Regions from separate parts of the Homo sapiens genome. Here region 2 is linked to region 1. Evidence: chromatin loops called from intact Hi-C (ENCODE). Cell type or tissue: psoas muscle. All regions are shown on one strand. Each heading gives the region's core, and the rest is flanking DNA. Links, peaks and the distances in the headings are about the cores only. Region 1 overlaps CNKSR1 (connector enhancer of kinase suppressor of Ras 1). Region 2 holds the start of CEP85 (centrosomal protein 85).

The links. A loop is a pair of places that touch in the nucleus more often than their neighbours do. Peaks named below come from ENCODE experiments on the same cell type or tissue, not always from the same donor. Only the 100,000 strongest peaks of a DNase experiment are listed, where the experiment ranks them.
Region 2: a loop joins it to region 1, with 2.9 times the contacts of the local background. A loop is called at or near these places in 28 of 110 quality-filtered maps.

What each region holds. Positions count from the first base shown.
Region 1 is chr1:26,181,238-26,184,137 of GRCh38, reverse strand. CNKSR1 (connector enhancer of kinase suppressor of Ras 1) reads right to left here. Exons shown (of 21, transcript NM_006314.3): 4 at 2,197-2,281; 5 at 1,736-1,777; 6 at 1,554-1,658; 7 at 882-941; 8 at 724-792; 9 at 308-409; 10 at 1-67. Among named protein-coding and RNA genes, the nearest start is that of CNKSR1, 5.2 kb to the right of the region's middle. RefSeq lists an enhancer at 1,567-2,068. In psoas muscle, for the core only: no CTCF peak of the experiment used is centred there; DNase peaks (open chromatin) are centred at 1,637 and 2,167; H3K4me3 peaks cover 2,022 bases; H3K27ac peaks cover 2,318 bases.
Region 2 is chr1:26,232,154-26,235,053 of GRCh38, reverse strand. CEP85 (centrosomal protein 85) reads right to left here and starts at 854. Exons shown (of 14, transcript NM_001319944.2): 1 at 744-854. RefSeq lists enhancers at 1-35, 126-185, 506-655. In psoas muscle, for the core only: a CTCF peak has its summit at 1,113 (motif pointing right); DNase peaks (open chromatin) are centred at 623 and 973; H3K4me3 peaks cover 1,498 bases; H3K27ac peaks cover 1,551 bases.

The DNA of each region.
Region 1 (2,900 bases), core at 98-2,597:
GAGACAGTGGGGCCAGAGACAGTGATGGGCTCCTCTGGTGCGGGGAGTCCAGGACCTGAGGGGGCGTCTGGGGAACAACCAGGAACAAAGCAATGGAGACAGGGGTCTGAAAGCAGGTTGGGGGGCAACAGGGGTAGGGGAGCAGCAGGAGCAGGTACCTGTGGGGGGGTCTGAAGGGAGCTAGGGGGGCGCAGCAGGGGAAGGTGCCTGTTGGGGGGGGTCTGAAGGCAGGTGTGGGGGTGGTGGGGGCAGGTACCTGTGGAGGGGGGGGTCTGAAGGCAGGTCGGGGGGCGGCAGGGGAAGGTACCTGTGGGGGGGTCTCCGGTATCGGGATCTTCTTCAGCACTAAGCTGAGTCCGGCTGGCTCCCGCAGCAGTTCCCTCACCATGTTCTTACGGGGCCATCCCACCTGGGGGACAGAAACACTGGCTGGTATCAACCTGGGCAGGAGGCTCTAAAGCAACCACCAACTCTCACCCTCGTGCTGGGAGCTCTCTCTCAGCCTCCCACTTCTGCCTCCCACTCATGCAGCCTCCTGGGGGCTTCCATGGGCCCCATCACCTGGGCTCTGCAGAGGATGCTCTCACCAGACTTAGCTGGCTCATCTCCTGGAAGGCAGCTCCCACAACCCTGGTCAGAACCCTTGGTTGCCTCCCCACCCACCAGACTTGGGTTCCACTCGGTGACCCCTTCACCTCCTACCATGTCCCTCTCCTCACGCACCACCACCTGCTCGTTGATCTGGACAACCTCGTCTCCAGGCTGGATCTGCAGTCGGGAGTCAGTGGGAACCTGACGTGGGGAATGGGGCCTGAGGTTGGCCTGGCTTGCAGGTGAGAGGCCTCGGGGATGGGCGGCTGAGAAGGGTGTGGGGCTCTCACCTGGGTGTCCACTTGGGACACAAAGTGCTGGCAATTGCTGGTGGTGTGAATTTCTAGGCCCTGCAGAGGCAGAGGCTATAGTCACCGGGGGCTGGGGGGCAACAGGGCCAATAGGCAGGACCCCCGCCAGACACCAGGACTCTATGGTGGGTGGAACTGTGGCAAGAGCTGACCCCAAGCTGGTCCTGCCCAGACTTGCTGTATGACTTTGGACTTGCTACTCCTGTGGGCCTCTGCCTTCTCCTCTGCTAAGAGCCAGAGGGAAGCTGGAGACCCTGATTTCTGAGGTACCAGCTTCTCAGCAACATTCCTAAAGGGACAAGCAGGGACAGGGCAGGGATAGGGCTCTGGTCTTCCCCACTGGTCAAAGATTAAACCAAGAAAGGTCACATCCTCTCCCTTTCTCCTAACTGCCCCCAAGCCCCTGCCCCGTCTCCATCCCAAGGCTGGAACACACTACCTGAGGCCACACCCGCGTGGCCCCTCAGGACTGGGGAGGTGCAGAGCAACGGGAGACCCTGGCCAATCCTCTGGGCCTCCATTTTAGCATCTGTACAAAAAAGGCTTTCCAGCCATGGCAGCACAGGGTTCTGTGGGATCCTGGACCCTATTTCAGGGCCCAGACAAGGCTGCCAAGGGGTCAGAAGTGAGAGGTGGGAGGGCAGGGCTCACCAATGGACTGTCCAGCTGCACCTGCTCGAGCACGGCCTTCTGTTCCAGCAGCTCCTTGGGGCAGCAGACCAGGATGTTGTGGCAGATCCCAGCCACGTGGCTGCACTGGGGGAGGGGAGCGGGCTATGTAGCCTGAGCCCGATCGCCCCTACCCCCACTCTCTTCCCACCCCACAGACTCACGATCCTCAGGACTGTGCCCTCCTTCTCAGCCGCTGGACCATCCTGGAAGTAGAATGAGAGAGCAGGGGCCTCCCCTGAGCAAGGGCCATAAGGGGACTGCCTTCTCCTGGGGGCAGGGTGGGATTCCGTACAGTCCCTCCCTGCCTTCCCTACACTGGCCCCCTGCCCAGAACCACAGGGCCTCAGCGTTTTAACCAGAGGGCTCGTTTCCCTGATACCAGGCCCCCAGAAGTCACCACACGTGCCCTCCCCTCCTTCCCTGTCCTGAGTGTCAAAATTCCCCTGCCAGCTAGGGGACCCCAGGCCCCATTGTCCCATACCCAGTGGCAGGGCCTCCTCTCCTCCTTTCTCGCCCGTCTCAATCCTCATACTCGATCCTGGGCTGATTCACAGGTTATAAAAAGCTCTAGCCCAGCTTGGTCTCTAGGGCATGGGCCAAGCCTGGCCCTTGGTTCTCCTACCTCATGCAAGACCTGGCTCAGCTCCTCCAACAAGTCTCGGATCTCCTGGCATGCTGAGAAATCATTTAAGTGGGAGAAGAGGTACCTGGCAGGGGAAGAATAGCACAGTGGTTAAGGGACTATGCTTAACCACTCAGAGCCAATTACTCACCAATTACTCACCTCAGAGACTTGGGGATAATACCTGCTCTGATGGGTTTTGGTTTAGAGTAAAGGAGATGATTGAGACATCTAAAGAGATTAGCACAGGACTTATTTGTCATGTGCCTACCACATGCCAAGCCCTGTTCTAGGCACTGGGGAAACAGACAGTAAAGACATCATACATCAATATCAATTTAACTTTGGCTGTAATGAGTATCATGAAACATTGGATAATGAGTTTATAATAAGTTATTATTTATTATTTATTAATAGTATAGCTTGGAGAGTGTACAACAGGGAAGGCTTCCCCGAGATGACATTTGAGGTGGGGTCTGTAGGACAAGCAGCAGCCAGTGCACAGGGTTGGGGAGGCTCTCCATTCAGTGGTTGTTGATGAGATCGATTATTACAAGCTGGAGGGTGGGGTGGGAACTCTGGCATCCCAGTGCCCCTGCACAGGTGGATTAATCCCTCTGCCCTGCTCCACCATATCTTTTTTTTTTTTTTTTTTTTTTTTGAGAGGGAGTCTCACTCTGTCGCCCAGGCTGGAGTACAGTGGC
Region 2 (2,900 bases), core at 105-2,604, 51 kb before region 1:
TCGCTGAAGGAAGCTTCCTCACCTTCCGCCCTACTGACATTTTGGGGGATTTTTCTTTGTTGTTGGGGGCGTCCTACACACAGTAGGCTGTGTAACAGCATCCCTGGCTTCTTCGCACTAGATGCCAGTAGCAAGCCCTGGAGCTGTGACTATCAAAAGTGTTTCCAGACATCGACCAATGTCCCCAGGGAAGCAAAATCGCCCCGGCCGAGAAGTACCGGGGTAAGGCCCCGCCAAGTGCTTTCCGTCCCACAACCTTAATTCTCTACACAGCCTTCCAATCTCGGCTCAAACTTCTCCTCCTCGGGGAGGGCTCCCTGACCTCTCCGACTAGATCCGCGCCTTCTGTTTTGCGCTCTTTGTAAGATTTCTCCACTCTACCCTCACTGCGCGCCGAGGGATTACCCCGCTTAACGTCGACTCCCAGGGCTGTGCGCTCCGCAAGGGCAAGGAATGCGCCGCTCGCTGTGTCCCTGGCTATCGGCACAGGGCCTGGCACGCAGGTAAAGTGACTGCCGTGGGGTGAACCACGGACGGCAAAGCAAGGCAACGGGGGAAGCGAGGGGAATGGGACGCGAGAGGGCGTATGCCGGGGCACTGGCTTCGGAGCCGAGGCGCATGCGCTTCGCTCTCCCCGGCCCCTCACGGTGGCAGGTCGCGAGCGTCTGAGGCTTCGCCGGAGCTATGGGAGGAGAGGCAAGGTCGGCCACTAGGACTGAGGCTCCCGAAGGAGGAAAACTTACACGGGCCTGAAAGCGGGCGGCGAAATCCCTCACTCGGGAAGACTGACTGCAGCCACCACGTCTGCGGTGAGCGGTGGTTCCCTCCCTCAGCTCCTCTAACGGCCGTTGCACGCCCGCCAGGCCGCGCGCCACAGAACGCGCGTCGTTTGGCCCCACCCCGTTCTGCCGCCTCTGGCCAATCGGGAGTCGAGCCGCGCCGGCTTCCCGCCCCTTTCTATCCTCTTCTGACCAATCGGCAGCCGAGCCGCGTCGGTATCCCGCCCCCACACGCTACCCTCTGCTCAGAGAGCCGGACGGATCTTTCTGCGCATGACCACGTCGCCACTTGGCTCCTTCTCTGCCCCTTGCCGCGTTTTACCTGTAGGTGGAGCTCTGCTCACCTAGACCTGGAGGGGCCCTGCTGGGCCTGTGCAGGTTGGGAAGCTGGCGGCCCGCGGGCGGGGCTGGGGACACGAGAATCCCACTCAGCTTGCCTCACCCTCCTTCCATTCCAACGCCGGTCTATCAGTTCTCACACCTGAAGCAGGGGTTCAGGTTGTGACCAGGAGTTAGGGTGTGGCCTGGGTCACTGACTAGTCAGGGTCAAGGCTTGGTCTGGGTTGGACGCAGTGGTCAGCCTGTGACCAAGGTTCAGGTTGAAGGGTAAAGGATCAGTCCTGCCTCCCTCCCCAAACTTGGTCCACAGGAAAAGGAACTGTTAAGTCCATTTGCATTAATATGCGCTTGAAGAGTCAGACAGGAAAATTGTTTGAAAGGAGAACAGAACCATCAGCCAAAGGAATGAATCTCAGATAGTGAAATTCTGGGTATCTAGAAACCTGACTTGGCAGGGAGAGATACTAAAAAATTGTATAGGAGGCCGGGCGCGGTGGCTCATGCCTGTAATCCCAGCACTTTGGGAGACAGAGGAGGGCGGATCACGAGGTCAGGAGATCGAGACCATCCTGGCCAATATGGTGAAACCCCGTCTCTACTAAAAATACAAAAATTAGCTGGGTGTGGTGGCGCATACCTGTAATCCCAGCTACTCGGGAGGCTGAGGCAGCAGAATCGCCTGAACCAGGGAGCCGGAGGTTGCAGTGAGCCGAGATCGTGCCCCTGCACTCCAAAAAAAAGTTGTATGGAAAAAAAAAGTTGTATAATTTCTTAGCTTTAAGAGCCAGACAAAGTGAGTTCATTACTGAATAAAAGTCACTCTAGAGGAAAGACCCTAGGGATGTGCCCCAAGGTTGTATCCTTTGTCCTCTCTTTTAGTATTTTAAGATAAGAATATAGAAGACATAAAATAGCAGATTTAATGGATAATGAAAATGAACCTGGGTATGATATGAAATTAGGACCAGAAGCCTCTGTTAACGTAAAGGCTAAAAAAAAAAATGTTAAGACAGGGTGTCTAAATGAATAAATTTATGGACTGAAGGGTAGAAAGCTAGAAAGTGTTAGTCCTGGCCGGGCACGGTGGCTCACGCCTGTAATCCCAGCACTTTGGGAGGCCCAGGCAGGTGGATCACTTGAGGTCGGGAGTTTGAGACCAGCCTGTGGCCAACATGATAAAACCCTACTAAAAATACAAAATTAGCCAGGTGTGGTGGTGGGCACCTGTAATCCCAGCTACTGGGGAAGCTGGGGCAAGAGAATCACTTGAACTCAGGAGGAGAGGTTGCAGTGAGCCAAGATCACTGCACTCCAGCCTGGGCAACAGAGCGAGGTTCTGAAAGAAAGAAGGAAAGAAGGAAAGACGGAAGGAAAGAAGGAAAGAAAGAAAAAGAAAGAAAGAAAGAGAAAGAAGAGTCAGAAAACATTGAAAGGCTTCCATTTCTTTTGTGAAAGGCATATGTGAGGAGGGAGGGAACAGGGGCATCTAGAGGACTGAGAAGAATTAGGAAGATGTGAATTGCTGATACAGAGGATAGAAGAGAAATCCGACTGGAAACATAGTGGAAGTGTTGAGATTTAAATTTACAAATAGCAAACAGTACATTTGTACAGTTCTTTGTAATAGATATCTATAGTTTAAAAGTAATTCCATTATCTACTGTCAATTTTCTTTTTTGTTTTGTTTTGAGACAGAGTCTTGCTCTGTCACCCAGGCTGGAGTGCAGTGGCACGATCTCAGCTCACTGCAACCTCTGCCTCCCAGGTTCAAGCAATTCTCCT